2 separate regions of the Mus musculus genome follow, and region 2 is linked to region 1. The links are chromatin contacts, found by Hi-C or POLR2A ChIA-PET in ENCODE. All regions are on one chromosome and are shown on one strand. The core of a region is the stretch at or near the end of the contact, and the rest is flanking DNA. Distances in the headings are between cores, read along the strand shown.

Evidence for each region. Hi-C counts contacts between places; a loop is a spot of excess contacts on that map. ChIA-PET counts read pairs that join two places held with the same protein, here RNA polymerase II (POLR2A).
Region 2: a loop to region 1 is called in a map of heart, with 2.7 times the contacts of the local background. The contact joins the promoter of Slc35b1 here to the promoter of Fam117a in region 1. A Hi-C loop is called at or near these places in 6 of 37 maps with a recorded cell type or tissue (gastrocnemius and heart). POLR2A ChIA-PET finds 5 or more read pairs at or near these places in 4 of 5 experiments (Patski and embryonic stem cell).

Annotation. Positions count from the first base shown.
Region 1 is chr11:95,335,475-95,338,842 of GRCm38, forward strand. It overlaps Fam117a (family with sequence similarity 117, member A), which reads left to right and starts at 1,544. Exons shown (of 8, transcript NM_172543.4): 1 at 1,544-1,787. The coding sequence starts at 1,592.
Region 2 is chr11:95,383,279-95,386,646 of GRCm38, forward strand. Slc35b1 (solute carrier family 35, member B1) reads left to right here and starts at 1,578. Exons shown (of 9, transcript NM_016752.3): 1 at 1,578-1,835; 2 at 2,523-2,626; 3 at 3,208-3,338. The coding sequence starts at 1,732.

The sequences.
Region 1 (3,368 bases), core at 294-2,793:
TCCCTATCAGGCATTTAGTAAGACTGTCGTCCTCATGGAAAAAAAAGAGTACTATTTTCTTCCATCACAAACAATCTATATGTCAGAGCTTGAAGCAAATCGTTCAAACATGAAAGTAGTGTCTTTGCAGAGAAAAATCTTTTCACAGTATGTTCCTTTGCCTCCATGTTCTGTGTTCTGGTCTGATTTTAATATTCAGCCAACTGTTGCATTCCCACTCTGAGCGTTATCTGCTTTCAGTATTGGATCCCAAGGTACTCTCGCAGCACGCACACCCAGTTTACTCCCTTTCCTCTGATTAGTAAGTGTGGCTTCAAGGGAATACCTTTAAAAAAAATACTAAACTCGGTAGAGACTGAAATAGAAAGACAAATCGGTAGCAAGGTCAAAATTAGAATTCATAACTAAATATAAATCTAGAGGGAATTATCCAATTACTTGGATGGTCCCTTCTCACAGACAGTCCAGCGTTAATTGGCTCTGTTTCTTTTCCATATATAGAACAAAGTAGCAAGAGTAATGGATTTTTTTTTTTTGAGATGCATTGTTTTAATAGTATCTTAAATACTGCTTTTTCTTTTTTCCGAAAATGTGTTCACATATACATAGCATATAATTTTCACAGCTTGCCAGTATTCTCTTTGGGGACCATCTGGTCTTTGACTTGTAGGTCAGAGAGCAACTGAGCTGGAAAGACAAAGATTTCCTAGTGGAGTCACTATCAAACTTGATCAGATTTATCATTTACTTTGTTTTGCTAGGTACACTTACAATGGATGGTTCTGAAGGGAAATTCCCAGCTCCCTTTTAAAGGCTCAAGTTAATTTACAGACTAACAGCTGTTTTTATTGAGATTGGACCAGCTTCAGGAAGGGACTTGGAAACGTAGAAGACAAATGAGTGTCATGTGAGGCGAGGTAGCCATTAAATGTACGAATTTAATGCAAAGCTCATGCAAATGATAGGCAAACCTTCTATAAATTTATCGAATCTCAGTTTGGAGTTTGTCAGCTGCAGTGAAATCTCATGAGAATTGAAAACTAATGTTTTTTAGTTAAACTAAATGTAATGGCTTTTGAAGTTAGGCATTCTCAGTCCCATTGAAACTGCTTAGAGTTTGACACTACCACCTTTAAAGATTTCAGTAGTGTTTGATTCCAGTCCACATCCAGCCCCGCCCCCTGCACAGCCTGACATCACATGGCATATATTTGCATACTACCTGGGACTGGGTGTGACGATCCTCCCCTTTGAACCTTCTCATTGGCAGTGCTGAAGAACCAGCCCTCTACTGGAAGGTCCAATCGGCAGCCTTAAGGACATTAAAAAAAAAAAAAAAAAAGAAAAGAAGAAAATCAGGAGGGTGGGGGTCTTGACTTGATGGCTGAGCACATGGACCAATCATCCTCGGAAACAGAAGAGCCCCGCCATGGATTGGTTGAGGGGGAGGTCCTGGGACTCTGTAGGCCAATTAGAACTCTGGGCCGAGGGGGCCGGTCCGCGCCCGTAGGGCAGATAAGTAGCGGCCGCGGGGGTTGGGGGCAGTGTGGGGCTCGCCGTGGGGGTGAGGCGGCAGGTAGCCGGGTGGGCCATGTCCGGGGCCGCAGCGGGCGGCCGAGGCGGAGGTTCCTGGGGGCCGGGGCGCGGAGGGGCGGGGGGTCTCCGGCGGGGCTGCTCTCCACCGGCGCCCGCTGGCTCCCCCCGGGTCGGTCTGCAGCCACTCAGGGCTACGGTCCCCTTCCAGCTGCAGCAGCCTCACCAGCGCCGGGACGGGGGTGGCCGCGCAGGTGAGCCGGGTCCGGAGCGGGTGCTGGGGCGACGGGCTGGAGAGTACTAGAAGTAGATGGGAGGTGAGAGAAGAGAAAAAGGGGCGCTCAGAGTTCGCGAGGGCGGAGGGAGCGAAGGCGAGCAGCTGCGAACCTGCGGTGCAACTCCGGGACGGGGTGCCGGGTGCATGGGCCGGGGACCAGAGGGGAGGGACCTGGCAGATGGAAGCTAGCTTTGGGGGGGCGTAACCGAAAAGTGGTCCGAAGTGTCCGCCCGGGCGGTGTGAGAAGTGCTAGAGTGCGTGCAAGGAGTGTTGTGGGCGTCCGGAGTCGAGGGCTTCACTGGGAGCCAGAACCGGTGGGCGCTGGACGCCTGCTCAGTGAGGGGGAGGGGCATGGAAGAGAGCCGGGTGGAGCCATGTGTTACTTCTCCTGCTTGAGTTTGGCCCCAGCGTCTCTCTCTATGGCTCTCGAGTTCCTTTCTTCACCACTTCACGTGCGCTTTCACATTATGCTTCTTCCAGGAGATGATTTGAACTCAGCCCGTTGGAATAAGTTAGTTTAACGGCTTTTACTTCGGTGCAAACATACCTCTGTTACCGATTTTCTACATTCCTCTCGGGGTAGCCCCGAAGTTGAATGTTCCCATATCTCTGACTTGCTTAACATGGCTGTCTCTTTCCAGTTATTCTGTGCGTGTGTGCTTATGTACAGGAGTTGGGCAGTTTGCATCCTACTTCTTGCCTCCTCCGAAGGTGTTTTGCCCTGAGCATTCCCAGCCAACGTGGCAGTGGAGTGCTTACAATCAAGTATGCTGTGTTAAATACCCCACTTTCTGAACAGCGCCGAAGCAGTTTCTTAATAGCAGCTTGATGTGGTGGGTGTGGGGAAACTAGGGTGGAGCAAATTTAACCTTGCTTTCACACTTAAGGCTGTGATGGGACCCACAATTGCAGGCCCTTTGGAACGGAAAGGGAACCTACTTGCATGAGGAGGTTGGCAGTAAGTTAAAAGTGAAGTTTGCGTTTGATTCACACCAGATGTGAAAGGATCATTGCACACTTCCTAAGTCTAAGTTTGTACCAAATGTACAGAAGCTATGGTCCCTGCCATCCTACTGTGACAGTCCCTACACCAGTCTCTTGTGCTTTCTGCAGATGACTAAGCTTGGACATTGCATATCCTCTTCCTGAAGGTATTCTGTTACAGGAGTCTTGCTAGATAGGAATGGGATTCATCGGGTCTTTGAGGTAGAAAGCCAAGTCTATTTGGACCTCACTGTATGTGCTAGTATCACATTCTGGAACGCAGAACTTGATCAAATCTGGTAGCAAGATGGTGACCAAGTAGTCAAAGTATGTGTAGAATCTGGTGGTATAGAAGAAGGCAATGCCCAGACAAACTCGTGCCTATCGTCAACTATAAAGCAAACCACAAGACTACAAACCTGTTGGTTTTGTTTGGGCTTCCTTGAAACCCAGGGAAGCTAGAGCAGCAAGCACCAGAACCTTCATCACTCTCGGGAGAAATTGACAGAAGCCTTGCCCGTGCAGTAGTTAGAAATTGTTTAGCCATCATTTTAAGAGCAGTTGTTTTGTGATC
Region 2 (3,368 bases), core at 328-2,827, 48 kb after region 1:
CTGATTCACTAGAATAAACCAAAGGCCAAGAAAGTAAACGTATAGTGACTCCCAGAAGGAGACACCAGGAAAGGGACAGACCCTATTTTCTCTTAGTCCTCCTAGCCTTGAAAGATGTCTGGCTTGTCCCCAAAGCCTTAGTGAGTCAGGTCCCCAGTGATGGGTGTGGTGCTGCCTGCCTTTCCTTCCTTTGCCTGAGGACGTGCCAAAGGAGCAAGCCTGCTTAGAGGAAAGCAACCCAAGACCCACAACTGCTTGACAATTGGGACTGTTATTAGGTAGGGGACTTGGTGACCTGGTGTTAAGTCTTGCTTTTGCAATTCTAGCAAAGCAGGTGAAGACCCAACTGTTAAATCAGGGAGAAGTCCATGGATGAGACCAAAAATAGGAAGAGGTGTGGTGTGGTGTGGTGTGGTGTGGTGTGTGTGTGTGTGTGTGTGTGTTGCTTCATTGGAGAGTTGGAAGGTCTTGAAGAAAATTTACTTAAGAAGTTGGAAGGGAGCCAGGCAGTGGTGGCGCACTCCTTTAATCCCAGCACTTGGGAGGCTGAGGCAGGCAGATTTCTGAGTTCGAGGTCAGCCAGGTCTACAGAGTGAGTTCCAGGACAGCCAGGGCTACACAGAGAAACCTGTCTCGAAAAACCAAAAAAAAAAAAAAAAAAAAAAAAACACTCGGAAGGGAGGTAAAGAGAAAAGGATTGTAAATTCAACATTATTCTACATAGCAGATTCGAGGACAGCCTGCGCTACATGTGATTATGTCTTTTGTTGTTTTTTAAAAGGCATTTCAATAAATTGAATTTTTCACCTCGAAGAGGTGAGGAAATACGATTAGAGTTGAGAAAATATGATGACTAATACTCCAAACTTGCACAGCACACTTAACAGTTTATAAAACACTTTGGTAAACCTTAGCTCATTTAATCCTCACACCGTTCAATGAGTGACAGGGTGGTTATTACTAATTACCCCTCGTTTGCAGAGCGAGAAAACTGTAGCTCGGAATTTAAGCAACACGTGATGTGCTGCCTCTAAGTGATAAGAGCCCTGACCTATCACAGAGCCTGCCCGGTGGCTCCCTGCCCAAAGAAGAGGACCTGGACTTCTTAGCCAGGTCTTGAACACAGGGTAGACAGGGTTGGAGTCGCTAACGTTGGGCAGCGGCTAGAGGGCGCTACGGCTCTATGAAGCGTTCTTGGCGTTAGGACCCAGCCGAGGCCTGACAGCCAACTGCAAAAAAAAAAAAAAGCCTTTAATTCTCTTCTGGCCTCACCGCCTCTTTCTCCGCCCATCTGTCTATTTTCGCTCTGCGGAGCCAATTGATAACATCCACATACTTATACGTCATCACTATACGCCGCGTAATCGCCTAGGCCTCCCCACCGAGCTCCAGCTTGTAGATGTCCTCGGCGTTGCCTGATCGGAAAAACCTAAAAGAGGAGACAATAACCTCGATATGGCTGGCTTTCCTGGCCACCAGGAATGGAGCCAAGATCTTAAAGCCTTCCTTCTTTCCTAGAACGCTCCTGCCGGGGCAGGAGGCATTTCCCTCTCGGAAGCTCTGAGCTGGCATATCTGGAGGTAGCTGCTCCGGCCTACGAGCCGGCGGTCGCACGCAGCTCCTATGAGGTCCCTGCCGCCGGCCGGCGATGTCCGCCTGGAGCTTTCGCCTTCGCCGCCGGTACCGCTACCTGCTCTGAACGGATCTTCGGCCGACTCGTCCGTGCGTCTCATGGCCGCTAGTAGATCCCTGGTGCCTGATCGGCTGCGCCTGCCGCTCTGCTTCTTGGGTGTCTTTGTCTGCTATTTCTACTATGGGATCCTGCAGGAGAAGATGTGAGCAGACCCTTGAGGGGGCAGGACTCCTAGCATCCCCCAGCCAGGGCCGGAATTCAGTCTCCACCATCCATTTTACGGTCTAGTCTTCAGGCTTCCTGTGTCTGGTACAGGGTTTTCTCTTCTCCGGCTCGGCCCTCTGACCTTTTTTTGCACCCTGCTATTATACATTGCTAGCTGAGCATCCTTGTAATTCTAAAATTTCAGGGCCGGCCTCTGGAGTTTTAGAACGCGATTTTTTTTTTCCCTTTAGATATTTTTACTTTTGTTGATTCCAAGAGTGCTCCGTGACCTGAGCCAGGTCTTATTTTATTTTATTTTTAGAAAGCCCCGAGGTGTTTGCAGACCGTTAATCTTCTTGCTCTGGGTCTTGCCTTTTTTTTTTTTTTTTCTCCTACGGGGGATACTTTTGTTCAGCTGTCTTGACTTTTTTTTTTTCTCCTACCTGTGTCCTTTACGGATATTTTTTCCTTAGGCTATGGTAGCAGTAGGTTGGCGTCTACTGTTTAGACTTAGTTTTTAGGCTTAAATCAAATCGTCTCCTTTGGGTAAATGAGCTCAGTAATCCTTCCTAACTCTAACTACACCCACAAAAGCATGATACTTCCAAAGCTCTCAGTGGATCTGAACATACTTGATGCCACCGAGTAGCACACACTAATTGCTTTTTTATGTGTTTCGTCTTAGCACAAGAGGGAAGTATGGAGAAGGACCCAAACAGGAGACATTCACCTTTGCCTTAACTTTGGTTTTCATCCAGTGTGTGATCAATGCTATGTTTGCCAAGATCTGTGAGTACCTCATAGTAATTTGTTGGGCTCACTCTCCTTCCTCCCATATTCTGGGCATAGACGTGGATTCATCTTTAAAAATCAAAGTTTTCCCTACCTCCACACCCTTGAGTATTTAAACAGCTTCTCTACAGACTGTAAAACCAATGGCTGTGAAATGAGATTAAAATATTAGGCCTCTAAATTATACCAACTTTTTAGTTGGAGACGACTGGGCCGTCTATATTCCAAATCCCCATTGAAAGCCCTTAGAACATTTTCCCCTTTATCCCTTTGACTTCGCTTTGTGTGTCAGCTTCAAACATGTCTTTGTTCCTGTCAGTAGAGTTAAGCCATCCTTTCTTGAACTCAGTGAATCTCTCCCTCCACTCAGCATGTGGTTGTGTTAGGCTTAAGGGGAACTGGGACGATGAATAATTTTCAGAGATTTCCCAGCTTAAGAGGATAGAAATAGCGGTCTTACTTGACAGGCAAGTTCCTTTCCTATGGCCTCAACTTTTTGCTTAGTGGTCCATCCTTGCCCCACCGGGTTTCTCTTGTATGTTTTGTTTGTTTTTGTTTTATTTTTTGTCTTCTCCCAGTGATCCAGTTTTTTGACACTGCCAGGGTGGATCGCACTCGGACCTGGCTCTATGCTGCCTGTTCTGTCTCCTATGTGGGTGCCATGGTCTCCAGCAACTCAGCCCTGCAGTTTGTCAACTATCCAACTCAGGTGAAACCTCAGGGTGAGATGAGAGTTGGC